Regions from separate parts of the Homo sapiens genome. Here all the other regions are linked to region 1. A link is a loop called in an ENCODE intact Hi-C map of the cell type or tissue named here. Cell type or tissue: CD4-positive, alpha-beta T cell. All regions are shown on one strand. Links, peaks and the distances in the headings refer to the core of each region. The heading gives the core; the rest is flanking DNA. Region 1 overlaps ZFYVE28 (zinc finger FYVE-type containing 28). Region 2 holds the start of ZFYVE28 (zinc finger FYVE-type containing 28). Region 3 overlaps ZFYVE28 (zinc finger FYVE-type containing 28).

What was found. Peaks named below come from ENCODE experiments on the same cell type or tissue, not always from the same donor. Only the 100,000 strongest peaks of a DNase experiment are listed, where the experiment ranks them.
Region 2: it touches region 1 in a loop (6-fold over the local background); 10 of 110 quality-filtered maps call a loop at or near these places.
Region 3: it touches region 1 in a loop (19-fold over the local background); 9 of 110 quality-filtered maps call a loop at or near these places.

The regions. Positions count from the first base shown.
Region 1 is chr4:2,277,347-2,287,325 of GRCh38, forward strand. All of the region lies in intron 8 of ZFYVE28 (zinc finger FYVE-type containing 28), which reads right to left. Among named protein-coding and RNA genes, the nearest start is that of MXD4, 20 kb to the left of the region's middle. RefSeq lists enhancers at 3,210-3,711, 3,712-4,211, 4,980-5,039, 8,120-8,621, 8,622-9,121. In CD4-positive, alpha-beta T cell, for the core only: a CTCF peak has its summit at 4,395 (motif pointing right); DNase peaks (open chromatin) are centred at 4,425 and 4,785; H3K4me3 peaks cover 984 bases; H3K27ac peaks cover 2,210 bases.
Region 2 is chr4:2,409,135-2,419,113 of GRCh38, forward strand. It overlaps ZFYVE28 (zinc finger FYVE-type containing 28), which reads right to left and starts at 9,511. Exons shown (of 13, transcript NM_020972.3): 1 at 9,151-9,511. The coding sequence starts at 9,189. CFAP99 (cilia and flagella associated protein 99) reads left to right here and starts at 9,821. Exons shown (of 16, transcript NM_001193282.4): 1 at 9,821-9,959. RefSeq lists enhancers at 2,395-2,915, 2,916-3,436, 4,429-4,678, 7,113-7,671, 7,672-8,230 and silencers at 9,236-9,395, 9,516-9,745. In CD4-positive, alpha-beta T cell, for the core only: no CTCF peak of the experiment used is centred there; DNase peaks (open chromatin) are centred at 3,207, 3,577, 4,117 and 5,007; H3K4me3 peaks cover 1,910 bases; H3K27ac peaks cover 2,500 bases.
Region 3 is chr4:2,348,118-2,358,096 of GRCh38, forward strand. ZFYVE28 (zinc finger FYVE-type containing 28) reads right to left here. Exons shown (of 13, transcript NM_020972.3): 2 at 5,816-5,956. LOC105374352 (a long non-coding RNA gene) reads right to left here and starts at 3,386. Exons shown (of 2, transcript XR_925056.3): 1 at 1-3,386. In CD4-positive, alpha-beta T cell, for the core only: CTCF peaks have their summits at 6,272 (motif pointing left) and 6,492; a DNase peak (open chromatin) is centred at 6,244.

The DNA of each region.
Region 1 (9,979 bases), core at 3,454-5,953:
GCGTGTGCCTGTAGTCCCAGCTACTCGGGAGGCTGAGGCAGGAGAATTGCTTGAACCCGGGAGGCGGAGGTTGCACTGAGCTGAGATCGTGCCACTGCACTCCAGCCTGGGTGACAGAGTGAGACACCATCTCAAAAAAATATAAATAAATAAAATAAAAATTAAAAAAAAGATCATTTGTGTTTAGATATGGTAGCAATAAACTGAAAGTGAAATGAAGAAAACAATCCTTAGCCCTTTACAATAGCATAAAAAAGATTAAAATACTTAGAATAAATTTAACAAAAGAAGTACAAGAATCATACACTGAAAACAACAAAACATTGTTGAAAAATATTAGAAGACCTACATAAATGGGAAGACATCTCGTGTTCACAGGTCGGAAGACAATATTGTTGAGACGGCATGACTCCCCAAATCGATCTACAGATTCAATGCAATCCATACGAAAGTGCCAACTGCCTTTTTTTCTTGCAAAAATGGACAATATGATCCTAAAATTAATGTGGGAGTGACTCGAGGGACCCAGAATAGCCAAAAGAAAAAAAACAAGTTGGAGGACTCACACTTGTGATTTGCAATGTGGCATGAAAGAGCAGGAATCAAGACTGTGCAGCAGCAGCATAGGACCGACATACAGACCAATGAGACCGAGAGTCCGCAAAGAAACCCATATGCTTATGGGCAGTGGATTCTCAGCAAGGGTGCCAAGACCAACCAGGAAAGAATAGTCTTTTCAACAAATGCTGCCGGAAAACCGGAGACACACATGCAAAAGGATGAAGCTGAACTCTGACCTTATACCACATACAAAAATTCACTCGAAATGAATCATATATCTAGATGTCAGAGCTACAACTCAAAGATTCTCTCTTTTTTTTTTTTTTTTTTTGAGATGGTGTCTCACATGGCTTACCGCAGCTTTGACTTCCCTGGGCTCAAGTGAGCCTCCCATCTCAGCCTCCTGAGTAGCTGGGACCACAGGCGTGCACCACACTGCCCGGCTAATTTTTGCATTTTTAGCGGAGATGGGGTTTCACCACGTTGCCCAGGCTGGTCTTGAACTCCTGGACTCAAGTGATCCACCCACCTCAGCCTCCCAAAGTGCTGGGATTACAGGCGTGAGCCACGGCGCCCAGGCTTAAAATTCTTAAAAGAAAACATTGGAGTAAATCTTTGTGGCGTTAGGCTAGGCCACAGTTTCCTAGACATGACACCTAAAGCATGGGCAACAAAAGAGAAAACAGATAACTGGACTTCATCAAACTGAAGACTTTCTGCTTCATAGGACACCACCAAGAAAGTGAAGAGAAAACCCACAGAATAATTTTTGCAAATCATGTGTCTGATAAGGACATAGTATCTGCAATATAGAAAGAATTTTTACAATCCAACAACAAAAAGACCAAAAAAAAAAACACTACTGAACAAATGGAAAACGGATTTGAATAGACATTTTTCCAAAGAAGATATACAAATGGCTAATAAACACATGAACAGATGCCCAACATCACTGTCAGTCAGGAAATGCCAAAAAAATTACAATTAAATACCATTTTATCTATTAGGACGATTAGAATGTTCCCCCCCCCCTCAAAAAAAAAAAACCCAGAAAATATGAAGTTGTGGTGAGGAAGGTGAGGATGTGAAGGAACTGGAATCCTCCTCTCTTCCTTATGGAAAAATAAAATGGCACAGACACTTTGGAAAACAGTTGAATGGATAGACAAAATGTCTATCTATATAATGGAATAAGTTTTCAGCCACAGAAAGGAACGCAGCACTTATACATGCTACTGTGTGGATGAACACTGAACACATCATATTGTCATCCCAGCCCTGTGGGAGGCCGAGGCGAGAGGATCACTTGACATCAGGAGCTCGAGACCAGCCTGGCCAACTTGGTGAAACCCCGTCTCTACTGAAAATACAAAAATTAGCTGGGTGTGGTGGCGCATGCCTGTAATCCCAGCTACCCGGGAAGCTGAGCAGGAGAATTGCTTGAACCCAGGAGGCAGAGGTTGCAGTGAGCCAAGATCGTGCCATTGCACTCTAGCCTGAAGACAGAGCGAGACTCCGTCTAAAAAAACAAAAACAAAAACACACCCATCGTGCTGAGTGAAAGAAGCCAGTCACAAAAGATCACAAACTGGCCGGGTGCAGTGGCTCACACCTGTAATCCCAGCACTTTGGGAGGCCAAGGTGGGCGGATCACGAGGTCAGGAGATCGAGACCATCCTGGCTAACACGATGAAACCCTGTCTCTACTAAAAATACAAAAAAAATTAGCCAGGCATGGTGGCGGGCGCCTGTAGTCCCAGCTACTCAGGAGGCTGAGGCAGAAGAATGGCGTGAACCCGGGAGGCGGAGCTTGCAGTGAGCCGAGATCATGCCACTGCACTCCAGCCTGACAACAGAGTGAGACTCCTTCAAAAAAAAAAAAAAAAATCACATACTGTATGATTGATTCCATTCACATGAAATGTCTAGAACAGGCGAAACCCATAGGGGCAGAAAGCAGAACCGTGGTCGCAACAGCTGAAGGGGGAGGGGAACATGGTGACTGCTGATGGGGAGGGTTTTTCTTTATGGGGTGATGAAAATGTTTTGAATTAGACAGTGATATTGGCTGTACAGCCTCATGGATGTACCACAAATTACTGAGCTGTACATCTCACAAACAACAGAAGAGAATGTTTTTCTTGTAATCGCCCAGCAAACTCATATGCAAGAAATAGCTTATAAGCTAAATGTCCATCAACAGTGGGTTGACTCAATACATTAGGTCATATCCCTATGGTGAAACAATCTCCAGAAGGATGGTCCACTGGAAATGTTAAAATATGAAATGAAAAATGTAGCATTTAAAAAATTAGAGGCGAGGTGTAGTGGCTCATGCCTGTGATCCCAACAATTATTGGGAGGCTGAGGCGGGAGGATCACTTGAGGCCAGGAGTTCAAGACCAGTCTGGGCAACATGACAAGACCTCTGTCTCTACAAAAAATCCAAAATTAGCCAGGCATGATGGTGTGCACCTGTAGTACCAGCTACTCTGGAAGCTGAGGTGGGAGGATCGCTTGAGCCCAGGAGTTCAAGGGTACAGTGAGCTGTGATCACACCACTGCACTCCACTCCAGCCTGGGCAACGAGCAAGACCCTGTCTCTTAAAATAAATAAAATAATAAAAATAAAAATTAGAGATGTCATATGTACATAAATGACACACTGGGGAAGATACTCAAGGTAAGGCATTAATCTTACACTTACTTGAGTAGTAAGATTACAGGTAAATTATCATTTTCTAAAGTCTCATCGCGGATCAAGTATTGCTTTTGTGATCAGAAGAGATGCCATTTCAAGAAGAAAGGAAAGTGCCTGCTGGCAGCAGATGGCACCCTCGGGCCCTGCCTGTGGCGAGGAACTTGTTTCCCTGTGAAAGGAGAAGCCCATGGGAAGTATTCAGCCCCGCAGCTCCAGCCCCTTGGACCAACACCCTGAAGCTGGGAAGGCTATCTGGACAAGCATCCTGCTACTGAAGCACCCCTGGAGATGAGAAATCAGGGGAAGGGCCCTGACGTTCAACAGAGAGTTGAGTGTGGCATAAGAACAATGGCTTCTACCAGCAGGTTGAGACCGAGGCCAGGCCAAGGCTGGCCGATTGCCCACGGGTAGGTCAGATCGCTGATGGCCATCTCAACCCCAGACACCCTTCACTTGCCACAGGAAAGGCCCTCTCCTGCCTCCCTGCCCTGGTTGGCTGGAAGCTCTGGTGGCGTGGGAGGGGGAATGGGTGGACAGAGAGAGCCAAGGGGCCCCATACAGAGATGTCACAGGTAGAAAAACCAATGAGGTACTGCCCAAGGGAACCGGCTGGGCTTGGAAGGGCCAAAGGGAACAAGAGAGCAGAGTGGGGAGGTAGAACCCAGGATTTCACCGAGAGCATGAGCCTGGGTCCTTCTGGGTCAGCCATTCCTGGGGCCATGTGGATGGGTGTCTTCCTTTGCTTCCTGCTGCTATAACAGAGTACCACAGTCTAGGTAATTTATAATGAACAGACATGTTTCTGGCTCACAGTCTGGAGGCTGGGAAGCCCAAGGTGGAGGGGCCCCATCTGACTAGGGCCTTCTTGCTATGTCACCACATGGAGGAAGGCATCGCATGGGCAAGAGAGAGGGGAAGGGGGCCATGCTCACCCTTTATAAGGACCCCACTGCAGCAATAACAAACCCACTCTTGCAATAACATCAATCCGCTCAGGAGGGCAAAGCCTTCATGACCTCATCACCTCTTTAAGGTCCCCCCTCTCAACGCTGTTGCAGTGGGGATTAAGTTACCAACACATGAACTTTGGGGCACACATTCAAACCACAGCAGGGGGCACTGTTTGGATGCCAGTGGCCCAGGAACACTGCCTTTGGAAGGGTGTTTATCCCCTGTGGCCAGTTGCTGAACAGACAGGGTAGGGCCATGAGGAGGACCTCAGGGGTAGATCAGACACTATGTGTCCCCCAAAAGCCAAGTCTAGTGGGGGAGCCACACACATTAACAATACAGAGCCGAGAAGTGAGCTGGTGCCCAGCGGGTCCATCCCTGTGGTGAGGAAGGGAACAGTACGGGTGAGATACAGCCACAGCTCAAGTCACAGAAAGACAGGGAGCCATGAGAAGCAGAGGCTAGAAGAGTGAAGGGCACCTGCCCTGCCAACAGCTTCCTGTGTCTCACCACAGAGTCTGAACCCTTGTCACTGATGTTCTCAAGTCAGTGGATCAACGTCACTTCAGCATGTTCACCCGGATGTCTAAAAGTCCAGCCACCTTCTGCAGCTGCCAGACACTCCCGCACCGGCTGCCTGAATGTTGCTTCCTGCCACTCTCTTACAGAAGGCAGCAAAAACTCCCTGCAACAGCCCCACTTCGGTTTGAACTACTATGAAATGTCATTCTCTGGTAAAGAAAGGCAGTGCAATTCTAAACAGTCACATCAATACCAAAGGCTGCCCAGCCTGTGTCTTCAGCTGTGTCACAGTTAGGCCACAGGACAGTGGCCAGGTTTCCAAAGTGCTCCTCTTGAACAGCACACAGGGGGGATAAATGGCTGATGTCATCATTGGGGTGGGAAAAGTGGTGAGGGGAGCCTCTGAGATGTTGGGAACATGGAACACGTCTGAATTCAGCAATTGGATAGAGCAGAAGAGGGAAGTTTACTGAACTTATAATTTTAATTCCAATTACTATGGAAAAGAAAGACCATAGCAAAGCCCAAATGAATCTGATGCAGCAAATTTAGCAAGTGAGTATGCAAACAGAAAGACAGGACTTTGCCACCTTGAACCTCTAGGAGTCTGTGAAAGAAGAGAATGCCAACTTTGGAAAGACTAACAGCATCACAGTATGTTTCTCATTATGACATCAGATACATTAATTTTTGAACTCTTGAAACCATTTGCAAAGGCTAATGAAGAGAAAAACAGCCTGTAGTCCCAGCTACGGGGAGGCTGAGGCAGGAGGATCCCCTGAGCCCAGGAATTCAAGGCTAGCCTGCGTAACATAGCAAGACTCTATCTCTAAAGAAAAATAAATAAAAAACAAAAACAAAGAACATCAAGAGTGACTGGTAGGCTCCAGAGGCAAGGTTTAATTGTGCTTGGATGTGGGAAAATTAGCAGCTCGGGCATTTGTACAACCACATACCAATTCTAATGAGCCACCTTGGGCCCTGACGCAAATGGTGGGCTGGCTGCTTCTTGTAAAAGTCATCCATCCATCCACCCACCCACCCACTCATCCATTTACCCATCCATATATTTACCTATCCATCCATCCACCCATCCATTCATCTACCCATCCACCAATCCATGCATCCATCCATCCATCCACCCAACTAATCATCCATCCATCTATCCACCCATGTACCCACCTGTCCACCCACCAATCCGTCTACCCATCATCCAATCTTCCACTCATCCACCCACCCATCTACCCACCCACCCATCCATTTATCCATCCATCCATCCATCCATCCATCCAATCATCCATCCACCCATCCACTCATGCACCCACCCATCCACCCACCCATCCATCCACCCATCCACTCATCCATCCACCCATCCACCCACCCATCCATCCACCCATCCACTCATTCATTTGCCATCCATCCATCCACCCACCCATCCATCTAATCATCAGTCCATCCATCCATCCATCCATCCAACCATCCAACCGTCCATCCACCCATCCATCCATCCATCCATCCATCCATCCACCTGCCCTACAAACATGCACTAAGCACCAACTATGATCCAGGAATTGCACAGTTCAGCCCTAAGGAGCTCACGATTTGATGGCAGAGATCAATAGGTGAACAGTTAATTATCACACACGGAAAGTGTAACAGAGGAACCATCAAGGGTGTTGTTGTGGGAGGTCAGAGGGGAGACTCCTCACTCAGGCTGGAGAGAGGTCTGGAGTGCCAGGGAGGGTTCCTGGAAGGCGCAGCATGAGGACAGCTTGAATGAAAGCCAAGAGGTGGGAAGCAGCCGACAGACTGTAGGGAACCCCCTGGTGATGCTGGGAGAGACCAGGCAGAGGTTGAGGCTAAGCAGAGGCCCACTGGGAGGGCTGGACAGTTCGGACCTTGGCCTGTTGGTCAGTGCCCCCAGAGGATGCTCCACAGAACGCAATTCCCTGTAGGCTACACTTGAGGGAAAAAGAGTTTGAGGAACAGAGCACAGGTGCTCTCTTTCTTGGAGCCCCCGCATCCACATTCATTGACATCAATCGACAGCTCAGGCTCGCTGTGGAGCATGTGGCCACACAAGACCGGATTCACGTGTGTACGCAGTGGAGGGAGTCAGCCAGCCTGCAAATGAGTGTTCAGAAATGAGACCATTTCCCACCGTGATAAAGGCCGTGTCGCCCAGGCTGGAGCACAGTGGCGTGACCACGGCTCACTGTAACCTCAAGCTCCGGGCCCCACATGATCCTCCAACCTCAGCCTCCCAAAGTACTGAGATTACAGGTATAGGCCACCGTGGCTCGCCTGGGGCTTTGAAGACCATGATGGGGAGGAGGAGAGCGCGACGGGGCACAGTGGTGGACAACCCAGCTTTCAGAGGAAGCATTTTGGTGGAGATTTCACCAATGAGATGGAGAGGACCTCAGCAGCAGGAGCCCAAGATGGGCTGAGCACAGCCTCCCAGGAGTCAGAGGTGAAGGCCTTGCTGCCCGGTCACACTGGCCACCAGGTCAGGACAATCCCACAGTCCTGGACGCCTCTGGTTCCCCAGAGGAGTTGGAGCCTGCTGGGACATCTTGTCTCCTCTTATGGTGCCTCACAAAGACCTCCGGGGGGCTGAGTCTGCAATGCACAAGGCCTGGCTTTGACTTCCTCTGTGAGTCCTGGGATCAGGGAGGGCTGAGACACCCTTCCAGGAATCGGCTCTGGAACTGTCTGCCAAAGTCGTACCAGCTCAGCTCAGGCCACAGCGGAAACCAACAGCAGGTAGACCCCTCTTCTTGGCAGGTGCCCTGAGTCTAGTACGGCAAGGATTTAGCAGGGAGGCGCGAGTGTGCTGTTTGGGGTTGAATTGGGGCCCCCCAGCAAGCTCATATGTTGAAGTCCTAACCCCCAATACCTTAAAATGTGACCTTATTTGGAAACAGGGTCATTGCAGGTGTAACTAAAGTTAAGATAAGGTCATCCAGGAGTAGGGTGGGCCCTAAGCCAACTTGACTGGTGTCCTTACCCATGGGGAAAATTTGGGTGCAGGCCCACACCTGGGCAGAACCCCACGTGGACTGAAGGCAGGGACTGGAGTGATGCTTCTGTAAGCCAAGTACACACCCAAGATGGCCAGCAAGCCCCCTGAGGCTGGAAGGCAGCCCAGGACAGATTCTCCCTTATGGCCCCAGAAGGAACCAGCCCTGCTGACACCTTGATCTCGACTTCTGGCCTCCAGAACTGCAAGACAACAAACGCCCTCGTGATTTAACCCACCTTGCCGCGGTGCTTCGTCACAGCAGCCGGGGGAACTAACACGTGGCGCTGACCCCGCCATGGCGCCGGCCCCACTGTGGCTGCCAGGCCTTTGCACTGGTGTCAGCCCTAATAACTTCCAGCAGCAAGTAAGCTGATTTCTTCTGAGCAGGCTGGAATCTCCCTGCTTCCTTTCCTCTCCAGCCCCTTGCAAAGTCATTCTCTCTCGTGGTTTTCCTGTGTGACTCGCCTTCCCAAGGAAGTCAGTCTTCTCACCACAGCTCCTGACTGCAGCTCCACAGCCCCTGGGTTGAGCACAGGCTGGGACTGAGAAGGAGACGAATGCTGTTCCGTGACCAGGGCATCCTCAGAAGGGCCGCTGCCACTGTGGGCCAGAATGAAGGACAGAACCGAGGGACAGGAAGGAGGGCTGGGCCGGTCCAGGAGGGCAGGCGCCCATCCCAGAAACAGCTCAGCGGGAGGGAGGGAAATTGAAGCCGGGATCTCAGGGCTGCCCCGCCCTGGTCAGCTGGCCGGGGTCTGTGGTCCCCACAGGCAGGCACTAGCTTGGTCCGCAGGTCTCTCCTGGATGTGTCACCCGGTCTTGGCGCATTGTCTTGGAGCACCCTCCAATGTCCATATTCCTCCGGTCTCAGGGTGTGGGCACAGGTCCAGGGGTCCTTCCAGACACTCTGGGCCCAGTCACTGCTCCCCCACCCACCTCCAAACCTGCTCCATGCAGGCACTCTAGGGGGTGCAGGGACAGTGGCCTGAGATTTGCTGCTGCAGGACTTCGGTCCCTGTGGGGAGCATGGGGTCAGCGGCCAGAGAAGCGGCGAGAGGACAGCCCCCTGTACGGGCACTGGCTCACTCGCTCTCCCAGCATGGGCTGCATGGTCCCCACCCCTCAGCTTCTCCCTCCCGGCGCCCAGGCCAGCCCTGCTTCCTGCTAATGAGACCTAAGGGACCTCAGCGGGAGGATGCCAAAAAGGCAGCAGGTCAGAGGTCAGCCCCGAGGCCTGCCCTTTGCGGGGGTGGGAGGGGGCATCAGGCGTGGACGGGGACGCTGCCTCCGAGGATGTCAAGTGCTAAGCTCCACACCTGCCACAACTGCATCTCATAGTCTCTTCTCAATCAACAAGAAGCGATGAAATAAACGTCAGCCGCTCCAGACGAGAGCGCAGTCCACAGCACCTGGATTTCAGCCTGGGGAGACCCTGAGCACAGAACCCAGCTGTGCTGAGACAGGCATCTGACGCATGGATGCTGCAGGACCCTTACTCGGCATTGCTTATACACAGCCCAGCTAGCTGATGCAAAGCTGAGACGTGGGCTCTTGGTGGAGCAAATGCGGTCTCCAGTTCACCTATGCCAGGTGGGATTAGGGAAGGAGCTCAGCCCTTGGCTGCTGACTCTCCAGCCCCTGCTCTCTGCTGTGTCCTGAAGACAGGGTGGGGGGTGACGGGAGGGGTGAGGGGCTGGAGGCACAGGATTCAGACGTCACGGTGGGCTGAATGTGACCCCCAAAATGTGAATCTGCGACTGTGACCTTTTTTAGAAAAAGGTTGTTTGCAGATTTAATTAAGTTAAGGATCTTGAGATGAAACCATCCTGGACTATCTGGATGGATACCAACTCCAATAAATATCCTTACAAGAGACAGACACAGCGAGGGGCCAAGAGAAGACGGAGGCAGAGCTTGGAGTGACTTGGCCACAAGGCAAGGAAGTGCCAGGAGCCACCAGAAGCTGGAAGCGGCAGGAGGATCATCCCCTAGAACCTTGGGCTGCAGTGCCACCCCACCAGCGCCCTCATCTCAGATGCCTGCCTCCAGAACTGTAAACCAGCAAATCCCCACGGTTTTAAGCCTCCCAGCTCATGGGTGTTCTGTTACAGCAGCCCCAGACAGGCATCTAGAGGTGGAATCTGTCATCTGATCCTAAGAGCATCTCTCACCCGCTGGGCGACCCTGGGCAGGTTATGTGGTCCAGAGCTTTGCTGCCT
Region 2 (9,979 bases), core at 2,764-5,263, 130 kb after region 1:
ACACTGTCCAAACCCCTACTTCTGCACCCCCATCTCCACCCTCCACCTCGCAGCTCCTCTCCTGAGCTCCCCATCCCCAAACAGCACCTCTCCCCCAGCCAGGTCCCACCCCCACCAGGCCCAGATCCATCTACTTTCTCCATCCAGAGTCGCCTGCTGCCATCCTCTCGCTGGAATCCCCGCCACCCACCAGTCCCAGCTTCCAATCTCGTCTCTCCCACAGCAGGCCTGGAAGGACCCCGCAAACAGCAGTGCTGACCCCATCATGCCCCCACCTTCCTTGCCTGTGACCCATCCCCAGGCGACCTCCCAACCCCATCTGCAGCGACCCCACCTTGTCCCCTGTGCTCCAAGTGCACCCAGCCTTTCAGGCTCCGCGACCCACACCCCCTTGCCACTCACATCTCAGCAGCCCCCTCGCCCCCACTCCGCTGGCTGCTCGCTGTCCCTCCGATCCCTGGCTCAGGCAAGGCCCACATGGCCTGACAGCCTTGGAGATTCCCACTGAGCAGCCCATGCCGGCGCTGTGAGAAGGCTGAGTCCAGTACACCCACGGTGGGGTGGGGGGGCTGACCCCTGCGGGCAGCTCTGTGGGAGGAGGTCGGTTTGAGAAATTTGTCAGAACTACCCAACCACGATCAATCCCAGACACAGAACTCCTTCACGCTGTCTTCTGGAAGCCCCAGGACAAGGGCCCTGCCAGCAGCACAGGGTGGGAGGAGAGGCTGGGCTGGGACTTGAGGATCCATCTTCAGAGACCAGGAAGATGCCCCCGCCAGGTGGCCACAGTCAGCGGGCCAGGCTGGCAGGGTGCTTTCCAAAGCCCCCAAGTCAGCTGCCTACGCAGAAAGCCAAACTCAGGAACCATGGCTCTGGGCCTATTTTCCTATTTTTTTTTATTCAGGGGCAAAACACCTTTTCCCTTGATTATCTGTTAACCTCAAAAAGTGGTACAATTCCTTTTTTTAAATTGAGGTGAAATCCACACAACATACAATCAACCATCTTAGAGGGTACAATACAATGGCATTTACTGCGTTCACAATGCTGCCCAACCACCACCTCTTGCTGCGTCAAAACCTTTTCATCACCCCAAAAGGAAACCCCATGCCCTTTAAATCATCACTCCCCATTTCCACTTCCACTCTCCAACCCCTGGCAACCGCCGATCTGCTTTCTGTCTCAATGGATTTGCCTCTTCTGGACATTTCATAGAAATGGAATCATACAAGACGCAGCCCTTTGTGACTGGCTTCTTTTGATTATCATCCTGTATTCCAGGCTCATGGCGATGGCTTGTATCAGAACATCCTCCCTTTCTTTTTTTTTTTTTTTTTTCATTTTTTTAACTTTATTTATTTATTTATTTTTATTTTTTTGAGATAGAGTCTCGCTCTGTTGCCCAGGCTGGAGTGCAGTGGCACCATCTCGGCTCACTGCAAGCTCCGCCTCCCAGGTTCACGCCATTCTCCTGCCTCAGCCTCCTGAGTAGCTGGGACTACAGGCGCCCGCCACCACACCCGGCTAATTTTCTGTATTTTTAGTAGAGACGGGGTTTCACCGTGTTAGCCAGGATGGTCTCAATCTCCTGACCTCGTGATCCGCCTGCCTCGACCTCCCAAAGTGCTGGGATTACAGGTGTGAGCCACCACGCCCTTTCTAATGCTAATGTCATGCCATGGTGTGGAGGGACCACATGTATCTGTTCTTCCTTCCATGGACGTTTGGGTTGTTTCCCCCTTTTGGCTGTTATGTATAAAGCTGCTATGAACATGAGTGTACAATTCTTAAATGTATCTGACATTTAAGTAGTTGATTCTGCTTTTAGGTGTTTTTTGTAATCATGATATCCCTAAAAATAATTGGAAACATTCTCAAAAACTGAAATCCAAAGAAAAAAACATTGCCCTAAGGACACTATCCTAAATTGGGTGTGCTAGCCCAGTCTCCCCAGGAAGCCGGTGTAAAATACCACCTTTCTGGTGGGGGAGAGCCAAGCGCAGCACAGCTGGAGCAAAACCCACCCGTGGCAGAGACTTAGAGAGCCAGCCATGCAGTTTGGACCCATGTTCCTTGTCCATGGAGGGGCCCCCCCACTTGATGTGTCCCCTACACCCCCTGCCTCCCTCCAGCAGGAAAACAATGAGAAATGGAAGAGCTTCAAAATGCTTACTGTAAGAAGGAAAAAATCATTCCATTCATCCTATCCAACTATTCTACATTAATTACCATAACATAAAATGTTCTATTCTACTTGTGCTTAATCTATTCAGATCAGTCAAAAAATATCCATTCACTTTTGTCTTCCTCCTTCAAACACTTGACTTGCCCATCAATATCTAAGTTTTTTTTGCAATCCAACTGAAAAAAGACAAAAGTAATCGTTTCACCAAATGGGACTCATGTAAAATCCGATGACAGTCCAGTGCCTTCCTGCAGGAAAGGAGACTTTGCCTGACGCATACGGGTGCCAGCTCTGGGGTCCCGCGGACAGGAGTGTAAATCCCAGCCCTGCTTCCTCCTGGCTGTAGAGGTTCGAGCAAGGTGACTTGTCTTGAGACCCCATTTGTAAAACAGGGTGCATCAGCATAGTTTAAACGTTCACAAATGACCCTCACACCTCAGTGCCTTAACGGATAGAAGCTCATCCCCTCACATCACAGTGCAGCACAAGTGCACCCCAGCCCCTTCCCCGCTGCCACCCGAGCCCTGGAGTCCTCTCCTAGGTCCTGGGCATCCAGACAACAAATGGGGGGCACAGGCCATGGGAGGACAGCATGAGAGGTTTGGGGGCCAGTCCGACATGGTGAACCCCATTGCTGCCCACACCGGCTGCAGTCAGCCCTGGTCCTGACAACCATAGAGGAGGCAGGTGCTCACGTGGTGAGTGAGCACATGGCAGCATCTCCCCCCTGGGGCGCAGGCAGGGGCAGGGCGCATCCTTCATCCTCAGGGGGACCTGTAACCAGATCCACGGGGATGCCTGAGGCGTACTAAGTCAGGGTCTGTTCCCAGCAACCAAGTACCCGCCACCTACCAGAAAAAGGCACAGGGGTGGCAGGCCCCCACTGAGACGCTTTCACTCTCAGAATGGCCTGGCTGGAGGAACTGGAAGCTGTGATGGCCTCTGAGACTCCAAGAAACACTGACATGAAACCCTAAGGTAGCTAAACGTTGGTTCTGTGGAAGTCCCCGCCTGCTTACACCACCCACTGGTTCTGCCATTATTGACTGGGGTCATTGGTTGAGCTGTTACTGTGAGTCTTGGACAGAGATGATCTCCTCACATGCTCCCAACAATTCCAGAAGGCAGGTCTCAGCATCCCCACCTGACACTAGGGAAACTGAGGCACAGGTGTGGGAGGGACGAGAATTCCCAGCCAGGCCCTGGAGCTCCAATGCTATTTAGACACATGACCGGCAACCACTGAAGACAAGAAAACACTGGGGAAGCACTGAAACCCACAGCCTTCTCAGCATTTATTTTTCTTCAAATTGGAATCAGCTCACCATTATTCACCTTTGCACCCGGCACACCCTGTAGCTGCACAAGGCTGTCAACTCAAACAAAACCACACCCTGGCTGTCACTTACCAGCTCTCAGATGTGCACCTTCACACATTTAGAGCAAGCACATCCGGTATTCTGGGAATTCTTGGTGGCTGAAAATGGCCACTGAAGCCGCCTTAAATTAGCCATCTCTCCTCTTAAGGTCGAACAAAATGACCTAAAGACACTCAGCCTGTGGGGCAGGACACTGAGGCCCTGCTTCCCTCCCCCGTCTGCCCTGCCTGCTGAGTCCAAATATCAATTACGTGAAGCTCTCGACTCTCTGCCTCTGACTCGCCCATTTAACAGAAACCATACCAGACGTTTCCAGTAAGCGCCCAGCCCTGCCCTGCCAGGGAAGGAGAGCCCTGAGTGATGACAGAGTCGGCGCAGGGAGTGATGCTCGCCCTCTGTCTGCAGCCCAGGCTCTTAATTGCCCTGCAAATGCCGCTGGCACAAGGCAAGGCATGTGAGGTCCCACACTCCCCCAACCACAAACAGAAACCTCAGCAAAGCGCAGGAAATGAGACGTGAGCTGCCCGCTGAGAGTCACTTCCTAAGAGGCCAGGGAGTAGGTTCTACAAAGCCACCTCAAGAGCACATGGGCTCTCAGGCGTCCGCACTGCACTCCCGCTGACCACAGCCTGAGTGCTGATGTGGAAAAAGGAAGGCTTTCTGGGAGGGGTGGCATGACCTGGATGCAGAGCCGCCGGGGGAGCCCCAGAGCCTTCTGAATTCAGAGAACCACACACAGCTGAGAGAGACCGGTGCGCAGGGCCAGCCACGCCTGCTCTGACTCAGCACTGCCAAGCGTCCTCCCAGGACTTCCTGAGCCCCCTCCGTGCCAGGCGCCCGCCAGGAGAGGGAGCACCGCCGGGCTCAGCCTGTGCAGCATCCGGAACACTGGCTTTCCAGCAGCTCACCTCAGAGAGAAACGTGCCAGGCCAAGGACAACCCCCTGCCACAGCTGGGCACTTGGAGTTTATCAGCTGAAAACGAATTCATCAGTAGCCTGGCTAGAAGTTATCACTCAAATCCCAAGTCCCTGGAACAGGGTCTGTGCTTGGCATGGGGCATGGACGCAGTGCTGTAGGGACAGCCATTCGTTTCCCAGGTGACGCAAAGCAGGGAAGTCAAGGCACATGCCAGTGACTGCCCTCTCATAGGCCCCACTCGTGCCAGGCCCCAGTGTCCACCAAGACCCCTCCCACAGCCTTCCAAGCCCCAGCTGTATACTTCTGGGGGATCTCTGTCATCGCCCCTCACCCTCAGCCACCAGTGGGGAGCCCCAAAAGGAGGACTGGGCTGCGCCTCATCTCTGCACTTCGGGACCAAACAGATATATCCAGACCTTGCCCCACCCCCCACTCTGGGGCCCGCCCCCATCTGCCACTTCGTTTCCAGGGTGCCGCCCCTCTCAACCAGGTGGCCAAGGTACAGAGTGCTGGCCACCAATGGGCAGCTCTCTTCAAGGGCCCATGACCAAGTGGGCTGGAACCCCGAAAACCCTCAGGTGACTGAGGCTGGGTTAACAAGAGCCGAAGGGCAGGAAGTCCCATACTCAGTACTGCTCAGTCCTGGCAGGTTCCCACAAAACATGCCAGTGGGGTTGGCACCCAGGCAGACTTTACCAAACCCAAAGGGGTCTTCTTTCATAAAGCACACACACCCAGCAAGTCACTCAGGCTTCTCTTGGCAAAGGCCATGTCATCGCTAATCTGGGCCTGGAATGTTTACAGGAAGTTGCCAAATACACATCACTCAGTAAGGCAGATTTATAAGGAATGTTCTCCTACAAAGCGGGGGGACAAGAAAGGTTAATAGCCCCCACTCTGAAAACGGTCTGGGGGTGCAGACAAGCGAGCTCTTCTCGGAGTGCAAGGTTGAGCATGGTAACCAGCCACATGGGAACTACCCCATCCACCCAGCCAGCATAACCCACTGAGGGTCAATTCCTCCTCAAAGATGGAAAACACAAATTCATCCTGAGTGATATTAATATGCTCTTTGGTGATGGCCAGGAAATCTCTCCCAGGTCCAGGTAAGTGTCCAGGTCCCTCTCCCCCATGCCGGGAATTCTCACCTCCTAGTGACCAGGAACTTCCAGCCAGGTCAATCAATAGAAAGTCATAACCAAGCAAGAAACACAGCACTGAGACTTTTGTTTCAGATGAAGACACCAACCATGCCAAAATGGTTTGCCTTTCTAAAGCATAAACTCTCTTGAAAAGACTTTAAAGAAAGGCAAGAAAGTATTTCACCAACATCAATAAAGCAGGACAAGCTGACAGGTTTTCCTGCACCGTCTCTTCCTGGGAGTGTTCAAAGTCAGGATAATACTTACAAGATCTGAACACTTTATACCAAGAAAAATCATATTGGTGTTTAAAAGACTGATTAAGAAAGTGAATAGAAATATAATTTGCAAATGTCATTTTAATGTTAAACTTTTGTATTATTCATCAGGCATTCTTTTACTCAACTTAGGTAGCTAACGTAGTAGCTAATTTTTATTCAGATATCAAAATGTATGTCACACAGGAATATTTTTCAGCATTTCCAATTGCTTTTTATAACTATAAGAACAGTGAATAATATTTTCATTTCAGAATATTTTCCACCATATTGTGATGAACAAGAAGCTCAGTGCTGGCCAAGCACAGTGGCTCACACCTGTAATCCCAGTGCTTCGGGAGGCTGAGGCAGGAGGATTGCTTGAGGCCAGGAATTTGAGTCCAGCCGGGGCAACATAGTGAGACCCTGTCTCTACACACACACACACACACACACACACACTTAAAAATTTATAAAAAGAAGCTCGCTGTGCAGTTTTAAACCAAAGCAGGAATTCAATTAAAAATTCAGTTTGAATTGTACATCTATCTAAATACAAAGTGGGAAAAAAATTCCTGACTGCAGGCAACAGTCTCCCCCAGACACATCCTCCCACAGCTAATGTTTAACACTTCAACTCTTCCAGGCCCAGAATCTTCCCAGGACTGACTTTGTGCTTATTTGTGCCAAAATGTGTTAAATTAGACAGGAAGGGGAAGCATAAAATTCAATTCATAATCCAAGGCAAGAATCTGAGCTTTGGTTTGAAAAATGAAAAGCTATGGAGTGACATAACATACTCCGACCCTTCAAACAATCAAGATATTTAACTCCAAAGACATTTCTCAAATAAGAGACAGCCCAAGTTCAGACTGCCCACAGGGCACCAGCTCCCAGAAAAATGCTATGGCCAGAGACAGATCTGAAATGGAGATACGTCTCAAGTCCAGAGCTCTGGAGCTACTACCAGACAGCATGCCAGGAGAAGACAACGAGAAAAAGGAGAGATCCACATCAATCCTGTTCCATCCCTTCTCCGGAGGCACACAGCTCTGGGCTGATCCCTGGGATCAGCTGATTCACTGGCTGTGCCCTCTTGGTGCCCGCCGCCTGCCTGGAAAGGCAGCTGCCTGCTGAAGAGGAAAAGTTGGGAACGCAATTCCTAATTCTCAGGACAACGTCTAGTACCATGTTCTACCTTTAACCTGTCTTCCCTAAACGGAAACAGACAAGGCCATCCTGAAATTACTCAGCTACTCATGAAACAGAGTCTACAATTATTTTTCCTTCCTTTTCAACACGATTAGAAGGGTGATCCCCCAAATGCGGCCTCTTCCACAGCCACGTCCGGAGGGGCATCCCCTAGTGTCCCAGCAAGTGCCTTCAGCGACACCAGAATGTTAGTTAAGACCTAAGACACATTTCTCCAGCTGCCTCCCGCCATTTGTCACAGAAAATAATGCTGCTGCACGCCCCCAAAACGCCGTTTTACAAGCAGACTTGGTTTTCAGTAACTGGTGAGGAAAAGTCACTGGAACCAAACACCATTCATACAGCTATCCAGAGCGGAGGCCACCGCCCTACCCCGGCAGAGGCACATGGGGGCAGCAGGCAGGACCGAGAGGGGCTCGAAGGCGCCGCAGGAGGAGAGGCTGGGCGCAGACGGCTCGGCCCCAAACCACACCCAGCGCCAGGAAACGCAAGGCTCGGGACGAACCCTTAAGAAGTCGCTGCTAGGGACAGGGAGGTTGGGAGCAGGGAGTGACGCCACAGGAACCCTGAATCCCCCCGAGTCCCCTCCCAATCAAGCCAAGGCCGAGCAAGGGGCGCCCCATGTACCGTAAGCCCTCAACCCAACACTCCGGCAACGACAAACAGAATTCCCCGACCTCAAAGGCCGTGAAGCACGCGCCCTTCGGGGCCCTGAGTGAGCCCTCAAACCTCCGTGCCGATCTTCCAAACCCACCTCCCGCCTTCCTGGAATGGGCGCACGCGAGGCACGGATTTCAGGAAACCTCTGCCGTGACAGCTCACCCACGGTGGAGGCGGAGGCCTGGGACGCTGGACGGAGAAAGGCGGCCAGTGGAGGGAGGAGGGGTAGGTCGGCAACGCGGTGGCCTCGGACGTCCGAGCTGCCCGGACGAAGCGCTGGCCCCACTCCCGCCCTTGGTCGCCGCGGTGACCCCACCCGAGCCGTGACCTCCCCCAAGATCTCAGGGCCCGGGCCTCCCCGCTGCGCCGGCCCCAGGGTGCCACCCTCGGACGCCCAGATGCGCCCTGGACCCTGCGCCGGGATCCTGAACACCGCCGCGCCTTCATCCCGCGCCGAGCGCGCCCGGCCCTGCTCCGGCTGCAGCGGGCACGAGCCCCAGGCGGGCGGCGGGGACGCAGCGCCCGCAGTGCGACTGGCGCAGCCGCTGAGGCACGGGGCGCGCCGCCCGGACCCCGACCCCGCGGCGCTAGGAGAGGCGCGGGCGCCGGCTGGAGAGCCGCACCTCCCGCCCCGCCGAGGCTGCTGGCCACGGGCGCGCTCGCCCCAAGGGCCGGGCGGAGGACCTGTCCCGGATTCCAGAGGACGTGGGTGGGGAAGGGACAAGGATAGGGACAAGGGAGGGGACGCGAACTGGGCCGAGGTGTGGGTCAGTCCTGGTTCGGGAAGGGAGGCCGTTGGCAGGGCCATCAGGATCCTCTCTGGACATGGAAGGACGGGTCTGCCCTGGACCCAGGGATTGGGAAATGTGGGTTCTCTCAGAACCTGGGGAAGTGGGGAGAGGGTCTGTTCTGGAGTGCGGAGGGAGATCTATTCCGGGCCCAGGACAATGGGGGTGGGGGCAGGACGGGAATGAGGGGGCATTCCTGGTGCAGGGAGGGGAGACGGAGAAGTAGTAGGGGGTCTGCTCCGGGCCCGCGGGCTGGGGACCACGAAGTGTAGGAGGGCACCGTCCAGGACCGGGATGAGGAGGGAGAGGGGCCCGTTGTGGCCCTGGATAGAGGGGGAGGGAAAGTGCGCCCCGGCCCGAGAGGAGGAGCAGGAGGGTCAGTCCTGGACCCGGGCTTAGGAAGCCGGGAGGGAGGTTCGGATCCGCCTCAGAGACAGGGCGATGAAGATCTGTCCAAGTCTTGGAGTGGAGGGAAGGATGTCGGCGGTGGGGGAAGAGGCCGGCCACGGACAGGGAAAGGGAGTCCGTCTTGTAGGGCGGACGGGCGGTCCTGGGGAAGGGAGAGGCCGCGACGCGGGGGGCGTCCGGCCCGAGCGGGGCCGCTCACCTTGGGTTTGTAGAGCCACTTTCGGAACCTGTTCATCATCGCCGCGCCGGCCCTGGCCGGACTCCGGGCGGCCCTCGCCCTCCGCAGCGCTGCGCCCGGGCCCGGCTGAGGCGCGGGGCGGACGCGGAGGCACGGCCGGAGCCCCCGCGCTGTCGCAGGGAGGCTGGCTAGCGAAGCCCGGAGCGCCGAGCGGGCGGCGGGCAGGTGCGCGGGGCAGGTGCGCGGCCCTGAGTATGCTCTGCAAGCGGCGCGCCGGGCAGACCTCAGACCCGGGAGTGGGCGCTCGGGCGCACGGACAGACGCGGGCACGGGGGCGCGCGGCTCCTCGCTGCTCACTGACACCCAGCGCTCCGCTGGTCACGGCCGCCCCGCGCCGCACATGCGCCTAGGGCGCCGCGAGCCCCGGGCCCACCGCGCGCTGCGGGCGGGGCGGGCGGGGCGGAGGCGGCCCAATCCCTGCGCGGGCGCCGCACCCCGCCCGAGGCGCGCTCCCTGCCGGCGGGGCGACCCGCCGCGCCCGGGTATCCAAGAAACTACAAGTCCCGAAAGGCATGGCGGGGAGGTGGCGCCCAGGGCTTGGCGTCCCGGGCCGCGCCGCGGCGCTGTGTATTGTGGGAGTTGTAGTCCACCCGATGGCGGCGGAGCGTGCCGCCGGTTGCTAGGTGACGACGCCAAACAGCCGCGGCGTCCTGCCTACCGGGAGCTGACGGACGACGACTGCCAACACCTTAGCCCCAGCTGGCCCAGGAAACTGCTGCGGTGGCAGGTGGCGGCGGCAGGAGGGCTCGGCTGCCCCGAGCGCCCGCCAGGTACGGGGGCGGGACAGGTG
Region 3 (9,979 bases), core at 4,785-7,284, 72 kb after region 1:
GAGAGAGGTGACATCGCGGTGGATCCTACATATATTAAAAGGATTATAAGGAAATATTACAAACAACTTATGCCAATAAATTCAACAACTTAGATGAAATTTCTTAAAAGGCATAAACTACCAAATCTCTCTCAAGAAGAAATTTCTGAAATAATGTGAAAACCCTATATTTATTCAAGAAATTAAATTTGTAGTTAAAAATCTTCCTACAAAGAAAACTCCAGTTCCAGATAGATTAATAGTGAATTCTACCAAACATTTAAGAAGAACTAACACTACACAAACTCTTCCATAAAACTGAAGAGGACAGAATCCTTCACAACTCATCTATGACACTGTCTTGACACCAAAATCAGACAAAGACTGTGGGCCCATATCCCTAATGAATATTGATCCAAAAATTCCTAACAAAATTTTAGGAAACTGAATTCAATAATGCGTAAAAGGATAATGTACCATGAACGAGTGGGATTTATCCCAGGAATGCAGGAGTAATTTTTTTTAACATTCAAAAATCAATCAATGTATGCTTATGCTCTTCCTGGACCAAATAAGGCAGAATCTCTGGGATTGGGTCCTGGCATCTATATTTTTTAAGCTTTCACAAGGACTGTGAACCATGGATATGGTCTAACATCTGCATTTTCTTAGCAACATATCTGATCTCTTCTCTATTTTTAAGAATCTATTTTTATTTAGGGCCAAATTCTGTCTTTTATCTTTGTAGCATATTTGTGATTCCCAGCTGGTTCTCTGATCCTCTTTCTACCAGAGAACTAAAATGATGCGTCTTCCATCATTTTGTAAGACAAGAAGACACCAAGAGTTCCAGCTACCCTGACCTTTGGATGCTATGGCATCAGGCAAACAACCCCTTGTTTTCTGTTTATTGCATGTTCTGACAGACGAGTCACCCAGTCTGAGTGGATTTAGTGTTCTAATTCATGAAATAAGAGAATCGGACCAGATGAGCCCAAAGTCTCTTTCAGTGCTATAGATAATTATAACTCTCAAATAGCTATGGTGAGAAGGCTGAATGTATATACTGGCATGAGATTCAAACTTTTGGCAGCTCGACACAGTTTACAATTGTTTATGTGATACCATAGCTATCATATGCCAAAAAGAGTAAGTCACACTATTCAAAAAGAAAATATGCAAACACCGCATATTCTCACTCATAGGTGGGAATTGAACAATGAGAACATATGGACACAGGAAGGGGAACATCACACTCTGGGGACTGTTGTGGGGTGGGGGGAGGGGGGAGGGATAGAATTGGGAGATATACCTAATGCTAGATGATGAGTTAGTGGGTGCAGCGCACCAGCATGGGACATGTATACATATGTAACTAACCTGCACATTGTGCACATGTACCCTAAAACTTAAAGTATAATAATAAAAAAAATAAAATAAATTAAAATGTAAATGAATCAGCCAAGCGTTCCCTGTTTCAATGATATAACTGAGTGCCTACTGTGTACTAGGCACTGGGATGTACTGGTGAGTGTTGTGTGTACACACAGCCCTGCCCTCATGGCATCTGCATGCTGCTATTGCTGTTGAGTGATGGAGTGGATACTAATAAAAAGTCAGTATTTATCGAGTAAAAAAAACCATCAATGTAATTTACCATAATAAAAATAACATGATAATCTCCGTTGACACACAAAAAAAGCATCTGAAAAAAAAAATCTAACATCTATTCCTAATAAGAACTCTCAGCAAGCTATGAGTAGGTGGCAACTGCCTTGGCCTGACAAAGGGTAGCTACGAAAATCCTACAGCTAACATCACGCTTATCTTTGGGGAGAAAGCATTCAGAGTTCCATCATTAACAAAAGATGTCTGCTCTCACCACTTCTATTCAACTTTGTACTGGAATTCTAGCTAGTTCAATAGGGTGACACACAGACACACACACACACACACACACACACACACACTCGGCATCCAGAGAGAAAAGGAAGAAGTGAAGATTATCTTTATTGGCAAAAAATTTAACAGAATCTACAAAAAGCTGCCAGAAATAATAAGTGTATTTAGAAAGTATGATATTGTAGGCCGGGCGCAGTGGCTCACGCCTGTAATCCCAGCACTTTGGGAGGCCGAGGCAGGTGGATCACGAGGTCAGGAGATCGAGACCATCCTGGCTAACATGGTGAAACCCCATCTCTACTAAAAATACAAAAAATTAGCCGGGCGAGGTGGCGGGCGCCTGTAGTCCCAGCTACTCGGGAGGCTGAGGCAGGAGAATGGTGTGAACCTGGGAGGCGGAACTTGGACTGAGCCGAGATCGCGCCACTGCACTCCAGCCTGGGCGACAGAGCGAGACTCCGTCTCAAAAAAAAAAAAAGAAAGAAAGAAAGTATGATATTGTAAAATATACGTTTGGTCATCTTCCCATTTCCTGACATACAGCTCCTAAAAAGCCTTGGACTCTCCAGAGTGATAGGAGTTCACTGGTGGCTGGGGGGCCCTAGACAGCTTCAGGATGGGGGGCTGGTCCCTGGGAAGATCAACGCATGTTAGAGGGTTGGGACTTTCAGCCCCCACCCCCAACCTCCGGGGAGGGGAGAGGCACTGAAGAATTGGGAAGTGTTCTCACCAACAGCCAATGATATATAATCAATCATGGCTCTATAATGAAGCTTCCAAAAACACCCAAAAGGACTGGTTCAGAAAGCTTCCTTTGGGCTGGCGAACACATCCGCCTGCCAGGAGAAGGGCACACCCCAACTCCACGGGACAGAAGCTCCTGCCCTTGGGACCCTTCCCGACCTTAGCCTGTGCACCTCTTCATCAGGCTGTTCATCTGTACCTGTTACTACATTCTTTATTCATAAGCCAGAACCATAAACGAAGTGTTTCCCTGAGTTCTGTGAGCCACTCTACAAATTTATCCAACCCAGAAGGGGGTCATGGGAGCCCCGATTTATAGCCAGCTGGACAGAAGCACAGACCACACCTGGACTTGGGATTGGCATCTGAATGGGGGGCCGTCTTGTGGGACTGAGCCCTCACCCTGTGGGTTCTGAGGTCACTCCGGGTGGACAGTGTCAAGATGAGGTTGAATAGAGGACCCCCACTGCTGTCCCCTGCAGAACCTGCTGGGGAATGACTCGGTGTGTGGGGAATACCCTACTCATCTGGTCATGGAGTGTTGAGTGACTGTGTGAGAGTAGAGAGTAGAAAGTAGGAAAAACCATTACCTAGATTCCCACAGAAAGGTATTAGGATACAAGATCTATATACAAAAGTCAATAGTATTTCCATATAGGAGCACCAAACAATCAAAAATTGACATTTAGGGCCAGGCACGGTGACTCATGCCCGTAATCCCAGAACTTTGGGAGGCCAGGGCAGGTGGATCACTTGAGTTCAGGAGTTTGAGACCAGCCTGGCCAACATGGTGAAACCCCGTCTCTACTAAAAATACAAAAATTAGCAGGGCATGGTGGCGCATGCCTGTAATCCCAGCTACTCAGGAGGCTAAGGCAGGAGAATCGCTTGAACCTGGGAGGTGGAGGTTGCAGTGAGCCGAGATCGTATGACTGCACTCCAGCCTGGGCGAGAGAGTGAGACCCCACAGGGTGAGGGCTCAGTCCCACAAGACGGCGCCCCTTCAGATGCTGATCCCAAGTCCAGGCATGGTCTGTGCTTCTGTCCAGCTGGCTGTAAACTGGGGCTCCCATGGCCCCCTTCTGGGGTTGGATTAATTTGTAGAGTGGCTCGCAGAACTCAGGGAAACACTTCGTTTATGGTTCTGGCTTATTTTTAAAAATTGACATGTAATAGCAATACCACTTATAATGTCATAAAAAGACATGAAATACAATTATCCCTCAGTACACGCAGGGGACAGGTTCCAGGACCCCCAGCGTATATCATATCTGCACATACTCAAGTCCCACGGCTGGACCAGCGGAACTTGCACAGCCCTCCATATATGTGGGTTTTGTGTCCTGAGAATACTGTATTTTAGATCCAAGTTAGGTTGAAACAATGCATGTATAAATGGACCTGTGCAGTTCAAACCATGTTGTTCAATGTCCAGCTGTGCTGGGCGTAAGGTGGGCCCTGTGAGATGCCCTCAGGGAGCTGGGAGGAACACCGGGGAGCACACCTGGATCTGCGGGGAGGAGAAGCTGAGAGCCTCCCCTGGGGGTGCTCAGCACAGACATGGAGCAGGATGAGGCCGCCATGTCGGGGGGTGGACAGGAAGAGGCCAAGGACTGGGCGTGGGACCCACATGGAGGAGGCTGGGGGAGGAAGGGGAGATAGGAGGAGGGAGGAAGAGGGGGAGGCGTGGAAGAGGGAAGAAGGGTCACAAAGGAGCCAGTGGGATACGAGATGAGCCAGAGGCAGGGCCCTGGAGCGGAGTGGACAGAAGTGAGCCCGAATCAGATGATGCTGAGGGACCTGGACAGTGTCCACACCCTCTCAGTTCCTTCAAAGACCCCAGCAGCAAGGAGAAGAACCTGAGTGTTTAAGGCCTTCACTATGCTGGGAGCATCCCCCTCCAGATCCTTCTCACAGGGCAGTTCTCACGGTGATACATCCCAATTAAAGCCTGTGGCAGCGGGAAGCCTGAGAAGGGGCCACCTAGCTTGGCAGCCCCCACCTCTCAAACTCACTTAAAACCAGGCTTTATCATCAACTCTGTCAGTCAACAAAAAAGCACACAGGTCACAGAGCATGTAAAGGGAACAGAGCCCCTCCCCAAAGGTTGCCATGAGGAATAGCATCTGATCCCCCTTCCTCATCGGTGGGGCCACGGGGCAGGTCTAGCACCTCTCCTCCGTGGCACTTTCCTCCTCCAGGCTCCAGGGCCCCCAGCACCTGTCCCCTGGGCAGAAGGTCTTTCTAACCTGAGCTCCTGGGGGCAGGGACTCTCCCCACCCACAGAGGCTGTCCCTGGAGGGGCCAGAACATCTGTGGGAACATCTGAACACATGGAAGGTGGAGGCTGCCACTGAACAGCCCAAAAAAGAGCCCAGAGCCTGATCCGGCCAGAAAAGTTGTCCTGGCCACACACAGGGCCCTAATGCTGCTGAGTTCCCACCGCAGCAGGGCCAGGCCCAGAGCCAGGGCTGGGGTGCAGCCAGCTTGGCCACTTTGCAGGAGCCCCACAGGGTGGGACCCTCAGGACCACGGTGACACAGTGATAGACTCCCCCCTGTTGGAGGAGCATGTGTCAGGCCCCACCTCCCATGGCCGCAAGGATTCAGCAAGACCCTGTGGGAAGAGTACACCAAGAACATTCCGGAACTTTGTGAAAACCCCTCGTCATCACTTGATAAAACTTTGCAGCATGCCGTTTGCCGTTGTGTTGGAAATGCCTCTGAGTGCTTGGTGTACTGGGAAGAAAACCTCGGCCAGGGTATTTTTAGCGGCAGCTTCCAGGGCCATCTGTCAATTATGCAGCAGATGCTGGCAGCACCATTAGTCAGTGGCAGAGTGTGACCACTGCATGGTACCCAAGCTCTGCACCAGCACCTGGGCAGGCCCACCCCTCCCACACTGGCTGCCCCTTGGCTCAGAAGCCTGCTCACTCCGCACCCCCTGCCCCCGCTCTCCCAGCCTCTGCTCCCCCAAGTGTCCCGTGCGGTTTCTCACTTCCAGCCCGGCTACCCACCCCACGCATCCTGCCCGGGATGGTCCCTCTTCCTGGGCCTGGCTTCTCTAGCACCCGACCCTGACAACGCCACCACAGGGGGCCAGCAGGTGACAAAGCCTTGGTCTACTGAGGACAGGCCACTCTGTCCAATGCCCAGCGGGGCCAGCCAGCTTCTGCTGCCCCGTGGCTCACCTGACAGGAGCGGAACTGGCTGACCAGCAGCGTGCACCGCTGGGGGTCCTTCCGCCCATCCAGGCTGTCCAGCTCCGCGGCCACCTGGTTCAGCTCCTCGTCGGCATAGTAGAACCGGGCAAGCAGCTGCGGATCCGACCTCTGCAGGAGAGAGGGGCCAGGGCCATGAGTGGGTGGGGAACTGGAGGGGATGCCTCGGTTGGTTGCCTTGTCCCCAGGCCATGTGTGGGCTCAGCCTGGGACCTTCCACCCTGAGCAGCAGCCGGCTCTTTTATCAGCTTTCCACACCAGGATCTAGAGGGAAACAACTAAAGCTGAGGCTCAGGCTGCCAGCTCAACCCCTGATTCAAGGGTCCCCAGGGCCCCTGCATTTCACCCCAGGACTGTGGGGAATCCAGATCCTTTGCTGCACCCCAGACACAAGGTCCTCACGCTCCCTCTGGTGGAGAGCCCACAGAAAAGGGGCTCTGGGAAGAGTGGGGTCCCCGGCGCTCCAGGCGACAAAAGCAGCTCTCAGGAAATTTTTTTTTTTTTTTTTTTTTTGAGATGGAGTTTCACTCTTGTTGCACAGGCTGGAGTGCAATGGCACGATCCCAACTCACTGCAACCTCCGCCTCCTGGGTTCAAGCGATTCTACTGTCTCAGCCTCCCCAGTAACTGGGATTATAGGTGCCCGCTGTCATGCCTGGATAATTTTTGTATTTTTAGTAGAGACGGGGTTTCGCCATATTGGCCAGGCTAGTCTCGAACTCCTGACCTCAGGTGATCCACGCGCCTCAGCCTCCCAAAGTGCTGGGATTACAAACATGAGCCACTGTGCCCGGCCAGGAAATATTTTTTTATTCACAAAACCAAAATATGAAGTGGCCCAGAATAACAATAAAATTTACTACACTTAAGTGAAGAATGATTGACAGTGCATCATAAACCATTTCCCATGATTCAGAAACAATTTGCCACACACCCCCCACTTCTCTAGGAACTTCACAGCATCTCAGTTTCCACACCAGTGCACTGTGGCAGGAAACTCTACGCTCAGAGGTTCCCCTCCCACCAAACACGCAGGGGCTCAGAAGCTGGTCTTCAACTGCAACCACCACACGCCCCAACCCCGCCTGGCCTCCTTGGTGCTCTACGCACACAGCACGGCCACCGTCCCTTGGCACGTGAGGTTCCCACTGCCCCAGGATGCAAACAGCTTGTTCCCCTGGATCAGAGTTTCGAGGATTCAAAGAAGCCCCTTACAAAAGTGATGAAGTCCTTGAAAATATATATATATATATATATATATATATATATATATATATATATATATATATATATATATATATATATATATAATGATTCTTCTTTTTTTTTTTTTTTTTGAGACAGAGTCTCACTCTGTCGCCCAGGCTGGAGTGCAGTGGCGTGATCTTAGTTGACTGCAACCTCTGCCTCCTGGGTTCAAGCGATTCTCCTGCCTCAGCCTCCCGAATAGCTGGGATTATAGGCATCCATCACCACGCCCGGCCAATTTTTGTATTTTCTGTAGAGATGGGGTTTTACTATGTTGGCCAGGCTGCTCTCAAACTCCTGACCTCGTGATCCACCCGCCTCAGCCTTCCAAAGTGCTGGGATTACAGGCCTGAGCCACTGTGCCCAGCCTATATACGTATTTTTTGAGACAGGGTCTCACTCTGTTGCCCAGGCTGGAGTACAGTGGCATGAGCATGGCTCACTGCAACCTCCGCCTCCTGGGCTCAAGAGATCCTCCTGCCTCAGCCTCCCAAGTAGCTGAGACTATAGGCACACATCACTATATTCAGCTAATTTTAAATTTTTTCTAGAGATGGGGTCTCCCTGTGTTGCCCAGCCTGGTCTTGAACTCCTGGCCTGAAGCCATCCTCCCACCTTGGCCTCCCAAAGTTGCGGAGATTATAGAAGTGAGTCACTGTGCCTGGCCTGAACCTATTTTTATAAAAAGGACTCTTTATAATCACAGAGAGAAAGACAGAGGAGAGGAGAATATACCAAATCGCGCACAGTTCGAATGCGCTGGCCGTGTTCCCCACAGACTCCCATCTCCGTCGGGGCCGTTTCCTCCGTGTGCTCTGGCCTGCCACCCCTCCCCTCTGTGTGGCCTTGGCCAGGGTCACTTTGTCCTGACTCTTTCCTGGCCCTCCAGTCCTCACTCTCTGGATCAGCTCAAGACACTGGCCCAGACCCCTGGGGTGGGGAGAGCAAACCCCAGTGAGGCTGAGCAGACCCACACGAGGCCATCCACTGCCCCCCTGCCTGGGCTCCAGCGACGGCTGCATGCACCTGAGACCTGGGCAGCCAATGGGAAGCCTTCCCTGGGACTGTTCACAGGAGGCTGACGGAGCCTCTGCACCCACTCGCTCTCCGGCAGATGCTGCCTGAGCAACCACTCTGCTAGGAGCCGATCTGGACCTGGGACACAGCCCAGAGCAAGACAGACCCAGACCCCGCCCCCCCGGCAGTTGGTGTGCCCGCCCCCTCCCCGGCCGTTGATGTGCCTGCCCCCCCGGCCGTTGGTGTGCTCACAGATGCCAGAGACACAGAGATGGACGGTGGGCACTGGCTGCCATCTGCTCCCACCCTCTCAGCACCACTGCTGTGTCCCTGCACTTTGTGCCTTTCTGGAAGTAAACACATTCCCTCCATGGGCCCAGGCAACCCCGGAGAGCCACAAGGTCGCAGTCGCCCAGCGACCCCTCCGTGATGAAATGGGAAGAAGAGTGGGGTTGGGAGGCAGGAGACACTCTTAACCTTGTTCCTGCTCTACTGCGTGGAAGGAGAGGAGGGGAGGCGGGGAAAGTGAGGCCCAAAAGGCCCCTCCTGGCCCTTCCCCAAGGCCCGAGCCCCAGGGAGTGCTGCACTTTCGAAGCCTTGTAGCTGTCAACTTACAGATGAGCAACTGGGCCCTTGACCTTTGCTTCAGATGCAAAGGTCATTTTTTTTGAGACGGAGTCTCACTCTGCTGTCCAGGCTGGAGTACACTCTGCTGCCCAGGCTGGTGTGATCTCAGCTCACTGCAACCTCCACCTCCCAGGCTCAAGCAATCATCCCATCTCAGCCTCCCAAGTAGCTGGGATTACAGGTGTAATCCCACCACCACATCCAGCTAATTTTTGTATTTTTAGTAGAGACAGGGTTTCACTGTGTTGCCTGGGCTGGTCTCGAGCTCCTGACCTCAAATGATCCATCCGCCTCGGCCTCCCAAAGTGCTGGGATTACAGGCGTGAGCCACCGCACCCAGCGCAGTCCCCAGAATTCTGACCTTGCTTATGGGGTGACCGCCAGCTTCCCCTCCCCTAGAATTCTGACCCAGCTTCTGGGGTGGCCACCAGCTTGCTCACCTGGGCCCGGGACCTGCCAATGCCCCTCCTCGCTCCCAAGGAAGAGGGGAAGAGCCAAGAACAGCACCTTCCTACCAGAGGGCAGAGGAGCCTTCCTGCCACTTCCTGAACCAGGAGGGAGCATGGCCCCTTTTCGGGGTGGGGCTGAGCTCGCAGCCTGCCCAAGGCCTGCATGAGACCCGCTGGGCCTGACACCCACCTCAGGCATTAGTCCAGGTCAGCAGAGCCACCAGCTCCCTTATGGCCCCAAACCTGCCCGCTCCCCTTCAGAGCAGTAGGTATGGGAGGGTGGGAGAAGCAGGGGCCTGGTGTGGATGGTCCCACAGCAGACACCTGGCTGTGACTGAGGTGGCCCGGAGCCCTCACAGTCCCTCTCCACGTGTGTCCCGCAGCCCTGACTGCAGCTCGCTGACGAGACACCATCTGGCCCAGCAAACAGGCCAGGTACTGAATTTAGGGCACTGGATGACAACACCTCCTGGAAGCTAAATCTCGGCTCTGAGAAAGAGGACACGAGCAGGGGCCACGCAGAGACCCCCAGAAAGGAACCCAGAATCATTCTCTGCCCTGGCACCAAAAACCTCACAACACTAGTGCAAGGAGTTCCCAGCAACGCCAGGTCAACACGGGCCCCTCGCTGCTTGGTAAGCGGAGGAGACGGCTCAGCCACAACGCAGGTGCATGAAAGGCTGATGGCAGCGTGGTGCTGGCACACAAAGCCCCAGTCATCACACAAAGCCCCGGACCAAAGAGGGGACTGAGCCTCTGAGCAAAGAATGGGGTACTTGCATGTCCCCTCGGC